Linked DNA regions of Homo sapiens: region 1 is linked to region 2. The links are chromatin contacts, found by Hi-C or POLR2A ChIA-PET in ENCODE. All regions are on one chromosome and are shown on one strand. The core of a region is the stretch at or near the end of the contact, and the rest is flanking DNA. Distances in the headings are between cores, read along the strand shown.

Region 1 (6,057 bases), core at 277-2,776, 120 kb after region 2:
TACCCAGGCTGGAATGCAGTGGTGTAATCTCGGTTCACTGCAACCTCCACCTCCTGGGTTCAAGGGATTCTCCTGCCTTAGCCTCCCGAGTAGCTGGGATTACAGGCTGCGCCACCACACCCAGCTAATTTTTGTATTTTAGTAGAGATGGGATTTCACTATGTTGGCCAGGCTGGTCTCAAATACCCGACCTCAAGTCACCTGCCCAGCTTGGCCTCAAACCACTGACTTCTGACTCCGGTGCTGGGCTAGCCTGGGGAAAGGTGGCGTCTGGCCTGTGGACCTCTCCTGCCTGAACCAGCAAAGCTGAGGCTGCTGTCTGCTGGGGGAGACGCCCGGGCCCACAGGCTGCTGCATGCAGGTCCTGTGATCCTCTCTCTGCCACAGAAGTGGCCGGGACCCTGCTGCTCTGGGGCAGGAAGAGGTGCACCTGTGTGCACCTACATCTCCCACGGATGACTGCCTGAGCCTTGGGGGAGGGGTGGCCATCTAGCTCTTTAGGGAGAGCTAGAGTCCCTTAGCGTGGATCACTCAGGGCCCTTTGGGTGATCCTCTGCAGTTCCTACCACCTGAGGGACAAGCCACCAGCTCAGTCTCTGCCAAGAGCTGGGCTAGGAGGGTACCTAGCAGAGGTGACAGATGAGGGAGGACGAGGCTGACTTGGTGCCCAACTCAAATCGTAACATGCAGGATGCCAGCTCTGAGACACAATTTCAGGTGTGCTCCTGGGGGCGGCCCTATGCAGCACACCCCCGTGCAGGTGACTGCAAGCACATCCTTCTTGGCAGCTGGGCGGCCCAGGAAAGGTTGGGACGGGCCCCTCCTGCTCTGCAAGGCACGATGTCCTGGGTGAGGCTCCCAAAGCATGGCTCCCCCTAAAACATCTTGCTGGAACCACCACCCACTCCCTGGGGGGCTCAGCAGCCCCATGGCTGTGTCGCCTCCTCCCGAGAGGCTTCTCCGTGGTTAGGCCTCAGCCTGGCAGTCTTTTCTGTCAAGGGCCAGACAGCAAGTATTTCTGGCTTTGCAGCCATGGAAACCACTCGCCTCTGTGCTGCAGCGGGAAAACCCCACAGACAACGCACACGCATGGCTGGAGTTTCTAGGCCCTGGTTTAAGCTCTTCCTGCACTTCAGACACATCCTTCTCACTCCAAAGTGGCACAAGTCCCTCAAGCCAACAACACCGGCCTCGTGAACCCCATCTAGTCCTCAGGGATCTCGGTCCGTGGCAGCTGCCGTCTCCCCATCCTCACCTCACTCACCACATGACCGCAGGAAACCTCAAGGGCCGCTCCTCCTCTCCAGCCCCCACTGCTCCCACAGTCCAGGCCTCTGACCAGCCCCTGGGACCTGGGATCTTCTTGACTGACTCCAGCCAGAGGGCAATGCCCAGCAGAGGAGCCCGGCCAAGCCACCCACACCTCACACCATCAGGGTCTCAGGCTCCTCATGGGTCAGATTCTACTGCTCCTGGACAGCTGCAGGGTGATGAGACACAGACGCCCATAATTCTGAAGGCTGACGAGGCGCAGCCACCACAGCTTAACTCACTGGGAGCTCGTGGGGGCAGACTCCTGACACTCCACTGGCCCCCGACTGAGCCTCCTGGGTAAACTTTCAAGCGCCAGCCAGCACCTGGGGGAGCTCCACTCTGCTGAGCACAGCGAAAGGGAAACAGAAAATCAGGGAAGGCTCCCTGGTGAGGTCACAGGGACTCAGACGTATCACAGCACCTTCTGGAAAAACACAGAGAAGTCTTTGGTGGCGCTGCCCTTGGCTGCCTTGTTCTTCAAGGCCATCTCCTCGATGGTGTCCTGGAGGAACTTGGCCAGCTCCAGCTTGACCCGAAGCTCCTTCTTCAGCCTCTCCTCCTGCAAGGGCAGAGAGGGCACTGCATTCCAACTGCTCAGACTGTGGTTCGGGCAAGGAAAACATCTCACGCCTGTGCCCGACCCCCACTCCCAGAAACATTTCACAACACACTGACTCTCATCTAAGTGCAATACATTCTCAAACTCTTTTATTTCATGGTTTTAAAAAGTACCCGTGTGGGCCGGGCACAGTGGCTCATGCCTGTAATCCCAGCACTTTGGGAGGCCAAGGTGGGTGGATCACCTGAGGTCAGGAGTTTGAGACCAGCCTGGCCAACACGGTGAAACCCCGTCTCTACTAAAAACACAAAAATTAGCCAGGCATGCACACCTGTAATCCCAGCTACTTGGGAGGCTGAGGCACAAGAATCGCTTGAACCCAGGAGGTGGAGGCTACAGTGAGCTGAGATTGCACCACTGCACTCTCCAGCCTGGGTGACAGAGCGAAACTCCGTCTCAAAAAAAAAACAAAAACAAAACAAAAACAAACAAACAAACAAACAAAAACAAACAAACTCGTGTGATTCCCTAAAGCAAGGATCGGCACACTTTCCGTAATGGGCTAGACAGGAAGGCGTCTGGCCTTCATGGCTGTGTGGTCTAAAACAAATGCTTAACTCTGCTGGTGCCTCACAGACAAGACACATGACTGGGCATCGCAGGTCCCCACAGGGCTCTGCTGAGAACAGGCAGGGTCCTGATCTGGCCTGTGGGCTGCAGCTGGCTGACCCTGCCCTAGAAGGACCTCATGACTCCCCTATAGCACCGGTAGGGGAGTGTTCCTGGTCTAGAAAACCTGTATTTTAAAATACATTGAGCTGGAAGCAGTGGCTCACACCCATAATAACACTTTGGGAGGTCATGGCAAGAGGATTACTTGTGCCCAGGAGTTTGAGACCAGCCTGGGCAACATAGCAGATCTTGTCTATAAAAAACAAAAAAAAATTAGTCAGATGTGGTGGCTTAGCCTGTAGTCCCAGCTATTCGGGAGCTAAGACAAGAGGATCACTTAAGTCCAGGAACTTGAGGCTGCAGTGAGCCGTGATCGCACCACTGCACTCCAGCCTGGGTGACAGGGCGAGACCTGTGTATGGTGGCACACATGCCTATAATCCCAGCTACTTGGGAGGCTGAGGCAGGAGATTCGCTTGAACCCGGGAGGCAGAGGTTGTATGCAGTGAGACAAGATCGCACTGCTGCACTCCAGCCTGGGTGACAGAGCGAGACCCTGTTTCAAAAATAAATAAATAAATAAATAAATAACGAAATAAAGAGAAACAAATCCAAAACCCAGCATCCACTAAATAATTATTGCACAGCACAAGGACAATATGAAGATACATAAAGTCTCAAAAATATCTAGCACCTGAAAAGTCACAAACAAGGAAGCCATCACAATGAATTTCAGACTCATTCTAAAACAAGCAGTTGGGATGCTGCCCTTACCTTGAGTGACTGAGTCTCAAATGTGGATGGCAACATGTTGGGGAAGAGCTTCACAGCAACAGGCAGCAGAAACTCCATGAACGGCACCACCACGAACACAAGGAACGGCACCAGGCGGAAGAGGTCAGCGCAGATCCGGAGAAACTGGAAGGGGCGGAATCCATCAGAGGGGAGCAGAGCACATGTGGGAACAAGGGCAAGGGGTGTGAGCATTTCTCCTATAATGGTTTATAGGCACAACCTCAGGCAGCGACTCACAGGACCCACTGAGGACTCTAAGTTCCAGAACCACTTAGCAGACCATTCCCAAAACCCACTTCTTTCTCAGGGTCCAAAGCAGGTACCAGCAGCCTCCAGAAAAGCAGGGTATGGTGCTGACACCAAGGGCCACTGGGTGCTCCCAGCGATCGAGTCCTCCGAGGACACCGGCCAGCACTCTGGGCTCGGGGGCCAGCAAGTGAGGGCTGCAGGCTGAGGACTGGGCATTACTAGCGTGGTGGAGAGTCACCAGGATAGGCTGAGCCACACCTTCTCTTGGAGGGTGCTCTATAAGGAGGGCTTCTCTTGTGTTTCCTAAGACTATACTACAAAGCAATCATTAGGAAAAAACCCAAGTATTTCATTGACATAAACAAACTAGTACTTGATGCCATTAAAGAAACATCCAATTTGAAATAATCAGAAATCCCTGTGAAGCCTGAACAACTGCTGGAAAACAGCGCGGGTGATGCTGCCCCTCCTTGGTGCTGCTCACAGGGGTCCCTTGGCCAAGGTGTTCCATGTAGTTCCTACGTTTCCTGCGTTTCCACTGGCAACAAGTGAGCGTTCCCAGGGAGACGCCCTGAGAGCAGCAATGTCCTCCTCCTCATCAGCCTCTCTCCCGACCCCGCGCTCATTGAGCCAGCCTCCACTCTCATGGGCACAAAACAGTGGCTGCCTAACTCTCCTATCTTGTCATCTGCAGGAGGGGAGAACCCTGCCTTCCTATACATTCATTTTTCTGTTTTTTTATCGCACTGGACCCATGGACTCCTGTATTTTTTGACTGATTTACAATTTACGGCTGTCTTTATTCCCAAACGGTGCCATATTTGGGCAGGACATATCCTTAAAGCTGGCACATGTGTTTTTTGATATGCCTCATTAATTTTTTTAGCAGTTCTACTGAGGTGTAATTTACATACCATAACATTCAACTATTTTAAATAAATTTGATGATTTTTGGTAAATTTATACATTGCAAAACCATCACTAAAATCCAAATTTACAAGTTTTTTTTTTTTTTTTTTTTTTGAGATGGCGTCTAGCTCTGTCACCCAGGCTGGAGTGCAATCGCCTGATCTTGGGTCATTGTATCTCCATCTCCCTGGTTCAAGCGATTCTCCTGCCTCGGCCTCCAGAGTAGCTGGGATTACAGACATGCGCCACCACGCCTAGCTAATTTTTTTTTATATTTTTGGTAGAGACAGGGTTTCACTATGTTGGCCAGGCTGGTCTCAAACTCCTGACCTCAGGTGATCTGCAGCACTGGCCTCCCAAAGTGCTGGATTACAGGCGTGAGCCACCACACCCAACCAAGAAAATAACTTCTTAAATGTTTGTAAACACAAAAGCAGAACTGCAAATCCCAACCTTTTAGAGCACATTTCAGTGCACAGGATTATCTTTTTTTTTACTTTTTATTTTTTTGAGATGGAGTCTCACTCTGTCTCCAGGATACAGTGCAGTGGGCGCGATCTCGGCTCACTGCAACCTCTGCCTCCCGAGTTCAAGTGATTCTCCTGCCTCAGCCTCCTGAGTAGTTGGGATTACACGCGCCCGCCACCACGACCGGCTAATTTTTGTATTTTTAGTAGAGACAGGGTTTCACCGTGTTGGCCAGGATGGTCTCGATCTCTTGACCTCATGATCGGCCCGCCTCGGCCTCCCAAAGTTCTGGGATTACAGGTGTGAGCCACTGCGCCCGGCCAGGATTATCTTTAAAAAGGAAGGCCTCCCAGCACTTTGGGAGGCCGAGGCAGCAGGACTGCTTGAGGTCAGGAGTTTGAGACCAACCTTGGCAATATAGTGAGACCCAGTCTCTACGAAAAATTTAAAAATTAGCCTGGCATGACAGCGTGCGTCTGTGGTCCCAGCTACACTGGAGGCTGAGGTAGGAGGATCCCTTATGCCCGGGAGGGCTGAGGCTTTGGTTAGCCATGAGGTTGCAACTGCACTCCAGCCTGGGTGGGGGAGCGAGAACCTGTCTCAAAAATAAAAATAAGTAAATAAATAGTAGAGCCACAAAAACGTAATATAAACCCCAAGAGCTAGAAACCATGAGGTGTTCTTGGGAGGAAAGGATGGAGCAGACAGGAGATGAGGCTGCACCTGGGAGAGAGTGGACTCGATTCCCACATAGGGCTGCACTCTCTGAGGCCCATGGTGTCCCATGGCTCTCACAGAAGCAAACAATATCTGTGCTGAAGAAACTAGCTCACCACCTACATCACACAAGGTTTACCCCTCTGAAGTGAGATTCCATCTCTTTTAAATTAAAAAATTAATTTAAAATAAACTAATTGAGCTTCTAGAGTTAAAAACATAGGCACTGAAAATAAAACCTTGGTGGCTGCATTAAACAAGATTACTTCAGCTGAAAAGAGAATGAATAAAATAGAAAGAAAACATCTAGATTGCAGCCCTGAAACAAAGACAGAAAATGGAGAATCTTTTCAGAACCGTGAAGGACAGCAGGA
Region 2 (6,392 bases), core at 2,770-5,269:
TTTAGCTGTAAACCAAATGCTGTGCTTTGAAAATGCAATTGCAGTAACAAATGAATAATCCTCTTATGTAATTATCATTTCTTCCCTTACAGTCACACAACTCAGATAAACTTAAATTGGATTTCTAAAAGTAAATTTCCAGATTCTAAAAATGGTAGAAAGTTATGAAATCAAATTAGGTAATTAACTGAAAATTAAATTGACTCAATAGAGGTTTGTCCAGGATTGGATACAAGCATCCTCACTAGTGTATCAAGAGGTTCAAGTCTGGGTCTGCCAACATAACAAATTCCTGAACTACAAGAATAATTTAAAGCCTGTGTATGTGAATGACCATATACTACATGCCATATTTTGGTATCTTTAAGTCCATTTCTTAGATTAAGTAGGTTATATTCATAATCTACCCTATCTTGGGACAACAAAGCCTAATTTTACACACTAAGCTAACAACCTTCCAAAGAGTACTTCTAGATCTTATCCATCAACGAGCTGGCTCTATTTGTCAGGTGCCTCCAGGCATTATCCACAATGTGCAAATACCAAGTGCAAAGGCCCTAGGACAGAAGCATTCCTATAGTTTGAGGAATGAGGACACCAAAAACTTCCATAACTTCTAAAGCACTGTAAGGATTTAATATTTTTATCTTCAGCTAAATGAGACCACTGGAGAGTTCAGAGCTTGATCTCAATAAGGTTTGTTTACCTTCCCTTCATATCTGGACCTAGGGCCTCTTCTGTACCCACCCGTAGACCCAAGTCTTTTGTCTTTTTTTTTTTTTTGAGACAGTTTCACTCTTATTGCCCAGGCTGGAAGGCAATGGCGTGATCTCGGCTCACCGCAACCTCCACCTCCTGGGTTCAAGGGATTCTCCTGCCTCAACCTCCCGAGTAGCTGGGATTACAGGCATGCGCCACCATGCCCGACTAATTTTGTATTTTTAGTAGAGATGGGGTGTTGGGAAAAAGGCTTATCGAGTGCCTGTATAAGCTGGCCATAAAAATATGGCACAGTAAGTTGTGAAAAGCCACAAGAGGCCTCTGAGGAGGAAAGCCTCCTAATTGCCATCATGTTCCCATGCTCAGAGCGAGACCTGCTCTCTTATCTGTAAACAGTGTTCAAGAAGAAAGACATTCCTTTAAAGCACTGGAATGTGGACAGATTTGCAGGCTCCTAGTTAAGCCCGCTCCCACTAGCTACTCTCCAATAAGTTAGATATGCTGTTTGAGCACAAAGGAGATTCATTGAAACCGCTATAATTACGCCTATGACGCCTGCCTCCCTTTCACTGTTTCACCCTGAACATCTACTTCTTTTTTTTTTTTTTTTGAGACGGAGTCTCGCTCTATTGCCCCAGCTGGAGTGTAGTGGGGCGATCTCGGCTCATCGCAAGCTCCGCCTCCCGGGTTCACACCATTCTCCTGCCTCAGCCTCCTGAGTAGCTGGGACTACAGGCGCCCGCTACCACGCCCGGCTAATTTTTTGTATTTTTAGTAGAGACGGGTTTTCACCGTGTTAGCCAGGATGGTCTCCATCTCCTGACCTCGTGATCCACCCGCCTTTTGCCAAGGCGCTGGGATTACAGGCATGAGCCACCGCGCCCGGCCTACTTCTTAAAGTGATTGTACTCAATAAATAGTGTGGAGACCGCAACTCCGGGCCTTTTGCAGCCTCCATTTTCCAACTGGTCCCCTGGCTCCCACCTTTATGAGCTCTTAACCTGTCTCTTCTCATTCCGGGTAAGTGTCGAGGCTGGTCCCCAACAATGGGGTTTCTCCATGTTAGTCAGGCTGGTGTCGAACTCCTGACCTCAGGTGATGGGCCCGCCTTGGCCTCCCAAAGTGCTGGGATTACAGGCAGGAGCCACTGCGCCCAGCCCCCTAGACCCAAGTCTCTAAATATCATCTCTATGTCCTGGTAACTCACTGTGCCTGAAGATGCCTCCCATGTAGACTCCTACACTCCGTTACCTTTCTTGACATCTCCTTTGCTTCTCTAAGCAGCTTCTCAAGCCTCACAACTTCCCATGCCTAGCTGCTCCAGCCCATCTTCTCTATCTTAGCAAATGGCCCCAATCAACAGCGTTCAGACCTAAAGGCTTGAGTCATTCTTGATGCCTCTTTCCTGTGTAAACCAAAAAGTGTCTGAGACAGGTCTCAATTGCTTTAGGAATTTAGCTAATGTTAAGGACATACCTAGAAGAACACGAAATTACAGAAAGAGTCTGTGGTCTGTGCCTTTCTCCAGAGATGACTGTCAGGGCTTCAATATTTAAAAGAGAAAAGTAGGTTGAAGGAGAAAGATCTACATGTTCCAAGAGAAAAGGAGCAGGTAGGGGAATAGTCAATTATGTATTCCTAGTGTGCTCAGTAAGTCGCCACTTAAAGTGAACAGAGTTCACCCGTGGAGATATTTAATCTTGTATCTGTAGGTATCTGCTTAGAAAAAAAAAAAGAAACACAAAGGTGGCCGGGCGCGGTGGCTCACACCTGTAATCCCAGCACTTTGGGTGGCCAAGGTGGGTGGATCACTTGAGGTCAGGAGTTCGACACCAGTCTGGTCAACATGGTGAAACCCTGTCTCTACTACAAATACAAAAAGTTAGCCGGGCGCGGTGGCATGCGCCTGTAATCCTAGCTGCTGGGGAGGCTGAGGCAGGAGAATCACTTGAACCCGGGAGGGGGAGGCTGCAGTGAGCCAAGATCGCGTCACCGCACTCCAGCCTGTGAGACAGAGTGAGACCCTGTCTTTAAAAAAAAAAAAAAAAAAAAAAAAGTAACGCAAAGGTAGTTTCTTGCATGATTCCGCGCTCAGCATAATTTTTTCCTTTTGGCACAGTGAAGTTGGGTCCGATTTTTTTTTTTCCTTTCACGCCTCCCATCCCCAACCCATCAGCAAGTCTCACAGGTCCTGCCTTCAGAAGCCTATCCCGAACCACGCATTTCCCTCCACCTTCACTGCTCCATCTCGGCCAAGTCACCACGCCTTTCAGGGAACTCAGGAGCAACAAGCCCCCAGTGCGGGACGAGCCACCCCAAAGCCCCTCGAGAAGTTTTCTCTAACCACAGCCCCGAAAAGCCCCGCCACTACGACCACTGGCACCCCTGCTTATTTCCTCCAGACCCTCCTCGGCCGTCCCACCCCATCAAGCCCTCCTTTCGCTCGCATCTCCACCCTCCCTGCACACTGCCTAACCCAGAAAATGGCCAAGCAGGTAAGCCCTGTCAACTCACTTCTCCTCGGGACTCGGGTGTCCCTGACTTCCACGTGTTCACGAGAAGCTCGTCAGAGACCCTGACCTCTCCCGGGAGCACAACACAGACTCGAACTGGCTAACTCGGGCTGACGCCGGTTCAGCTGACTCCCATCCTGGCAAGAGGCTTCCGGAGTGTTCCAGCGCCTCCCAGGCCTGCTGCGGCCGCCCCAGTCCACGGGCCGCGCGGAGACCAAGATAAAAGGACGCAGGGTGCCGACCTGACCGATCCCGGCACCGCGAGAGCGCGACGAGGTCCCTGGAGCCCGCGGCCTCGTCAAGGGCCCCACCGCGCCCCGACCCCCGGGTCCCGCGCCCACCTCTCGGGTCTGCGCTCGGCGCCGCGGTGCTCTGCCTCCTCGGCGTCTTCGGGCCTCCAGCGCCTGCCGTCGGCTCTGCGCTTCCGTCCCAGGCTCCATCGCGCGGGGGACGGCGGGCTGCGGGGAGGGACGCGGTCGGCTGGGCACGGGAGGTTCGGGACCGCCTTACAACCTCCGCCCTCCCACACCCCGGCCCCGCACAACCCCCGCCCCACGGGGCACGCGCTCCCTCGCCCGCCGCGCAGCCCGGCCTCACCTGGCGTCACCGTCGCAGCGGCTCTGATGCCTCGGCGGGCTTCGCGGGCGGCAGGCCATGGCAGCACGGGCCGGGCGCGCAGCGCAGGGCCGAGGCTGAGGCGGCGGCGGCGCGGGCAGAGAGCGCAGAGTAGAGCAGGGCAGGGCCTGAGGCAGAAACCCGCGTCCCCGCGCCGGCGCTCACGAGCTCTGCGCGCCCCGCCCCCAACCGCCTTTATGTGGGCGCCGGGCCCCGCCCCTCGGCCTCCCGCGCGCGCCGGGTCGGGCGAGACCATCGGGCCACGCCGCAGGGGTCCACTCAGCTGTGCGCGCCTCGCGAGCCGACTGGGGCTAGGGCGAGGCCTCGGGACCGCGGGCAGCCGCGAAGCCCGACTGCCCGGCCCTCGGCTCGGGAGCCAGATGGACGCCGTGGGCTGAGGAGAGGCCTGAGGAAAAGGTTGCCCCCACCCGCGGGATTGAGGCGGCCGGGCCGCCGCGGGCCTCTGCGACGCTGATAGGTCGCGCCTTGGCGGGCGGGGGCAGCTTTGGCGGGAGATTCGGCCGCGCGCGACGCGGCGCAGGTCGTGGGGGAAGGGTAAGCGGCACGTTTCTCGGCCTGGGTCGTGGCGCATCTCCCATTGGTTCCGGCCTGGGTGGAGCGCGGCTCTGCTTGGTTCCTGCCCAGGTGGGGGCGTGTCTCCTCCCTGGCGGGAACCCGGAACCCGGAACCCGGAAGGCGCGGCCTGTGGCGGGTACTGACTGCTTCCCACGGTCCCGTGGCCGCTGCAGGCCCCGTACGCGCCGTCTATTGTTTTGAGCCGCTTAAAGTTTTGGAGTAACCTTTTAGGTCGCAACAGTTGACAACTACACTGAGTCTTTCCGGTCCCACTGCCCTGGCCGTTGACCGCACACCGGCCACCGACTGAGCCGCTAGTTTCGGTTGCCGCTGCCTCCCTGCCCGTCCATGACGTCCTCCACTGTGTCGCCGGTGCATGACGCTCCCACCCTCTGCCTGGAGTTGACTGGGTTTGTATCCTGAAGAATCCCTGGCTCAGCAGGTAGGTTCCACCTGGAGGCGAGGTCCTGTAGATCCGCACCATCCCGTCCCGCTTCCCCGCCGTCACAGTTGCAGCTGACGGCCCCGCGGATCCAGCCAACTAGAACCCCAACGGGTGCACTACACCTGAGAACAGGTTCCCACAGCTTCCTGTTGGGGACAACGTGAGGGATGCAGGGGAGAGTGGAACCAGCCAAAAGAGTGGGCAGTGGGGTCAGGTCCAGGAGGCTGAGCCCCAGGGATGCTTGGGATCCCTCTAAGGCCTTACACCTCTGGGAGGGCCGGACTTTTGCACCTGCTGCCCTCAGGACTGTGCCTTGGTGCGTCCACCGCCCCCTTTTGAACTCAAAAAAGTCATCCTCAGACTAGGACGGACACATCCTGTCCCCTTCCTCCCCAGGCCCTGGGCATCCCATAACCCTCAACACTGTAAACTAAAAATAAAATCCTGGCAGGGCGCGGTGGCTCATGCCTGTAATTCCAACACTTTGGGAGGCCGAGGCGGGAGGATCATCTGAGGTTGGGAGTTCGAGACTAGCCTGACCAACATGGAGAAACCCTGTCTCTACTAAAAATACAAAATTAGCCTGGCATGGTGACGCATGCTTGTAATCCCAGCTACTCGGGTGGCTGAGGCAGGAGAATTGTTTGAACCCGGGAGGCAGTGGGCTAAGATTGCACCACTGTACTCCAACCTGGGCAACAAGAGCAGAACTCTGTCTCAAAAAAAATTAAAATCCTAAGCCCCCAACAACTGAATGGACCCCCTTGCGGTCAAGGGGACACCAGTGGCAATAAGATACCAAATTATGAATAGGACCTAAGGTCATGCCAGGCAAGGGTTAAGTCACACACCCTACATTTAAACTATATTCCTACTGCCACACTGCTTTTCTTTTCCTCTTAGTAGCTCAATAAGCACTGGCCTTGAGCTAAGCAATATTGGAACAGTGCAGTGGCCGAGATGATGGCTCATGCCTGTGATCCCAACACTTTGGGAGGCTGAAGCCTCCAAAAGGATTGCTTCAGGTCCAGAGTTTAAGACCAGCCTGGGTAACAGCGAGACCCTATCTTTACAAAAAACTTAAACAAAAAGGCTAGGCACTGTGGCTCACACCTGTAATCCCAGCATTTTGGGAGGCTGAGGTGGGAGGATCGCTTGAGCTCAGGAATTCGAGACCAGCCTGGGCAACATAGCAAGACTTCATCTTTACTAAAAATCAAAAAAATTAGCCGGCCATGGTGGTGTGTGCCTGTGATCCCAGCTACTCGGAAGCTGAAGTGGGAGGATTCCTTGAACCTGGGAGGTCAAGGCTACAGTGAGCCCAGATGGCGCCACTGCACTCCAGCCTGGGCGACAGAGTAAGACCCTGTCTCAAAACAATAAAAACCAATTTGCAGTTCCACCGGATGCTGACTGATCCCCCAGCCCCTATTCCACCAGCCATAACTACAGTTTCATTGGACAAGAGACTGATTTCAGTAACTTGGTCCAGATAAGAGACCACAGTGATGGACCACTTCTGG

The links. Hi-C counts contacts between places; a loop is a spot of excess contacts on that map. ChIA-PET counts read pairs that join two places held with the same protein, here RNA polymerase II (POLR2A). Pooled maps may share reads with other maps.
Region 1: a loop to region 2 is called in a pooled map, with 7 times the contacts of the local background. The contact joins the enhancer-like site here to the promoter of SLBP in region 2. A Hi-C loop is called at or near these places in 3 of 50 pooled maps. POLR2A ChIA-PET finds 5 or more read pairs at or near these places in 8 of 52 experiments (GM12878, H1, HEK293 and 4 more).

The regions. Positions count from the first base shown.
Region 1 is chr4:1,833,110-1,839,166 of GRCh38, forward strand. It overlaps LETM1 (leucine zipper and EF-hand containing transmembrane protein 1), which reads right to left. Exons shown (of 14, transcript NM_012318.3): 4 at 3,320-3,463; 5 at 1,736-1,873. Among named protein-coding and RNA genes, the nearest start is that of LETM1, 20 kb to the right of the region's middle. Within about 2 kb of position 1,527, at least 5 of the 41 ENCODE cell types and tissues checked have a DNase peak (open chromatin) inside an H3K27ac peak, as active enhancers do; they include GM12878, where a contact is called at or near this core.
Region 2 is chr4:1,708,300-1,714,691 of GRCh38, forward strand. SLBP (stem-loop histone mRNA binding protein) reads right to left here and starts at 4,020. Exons shown (of 8, transcript NM_006527.4): 1 at 3,831-4,020; 2 at 3,575-3,691. The coding sequence starts at 3,889. RefSeq lists silencers at 3,397-3,516, 3,527-4,436 and an enhancer at 4,567-4,856.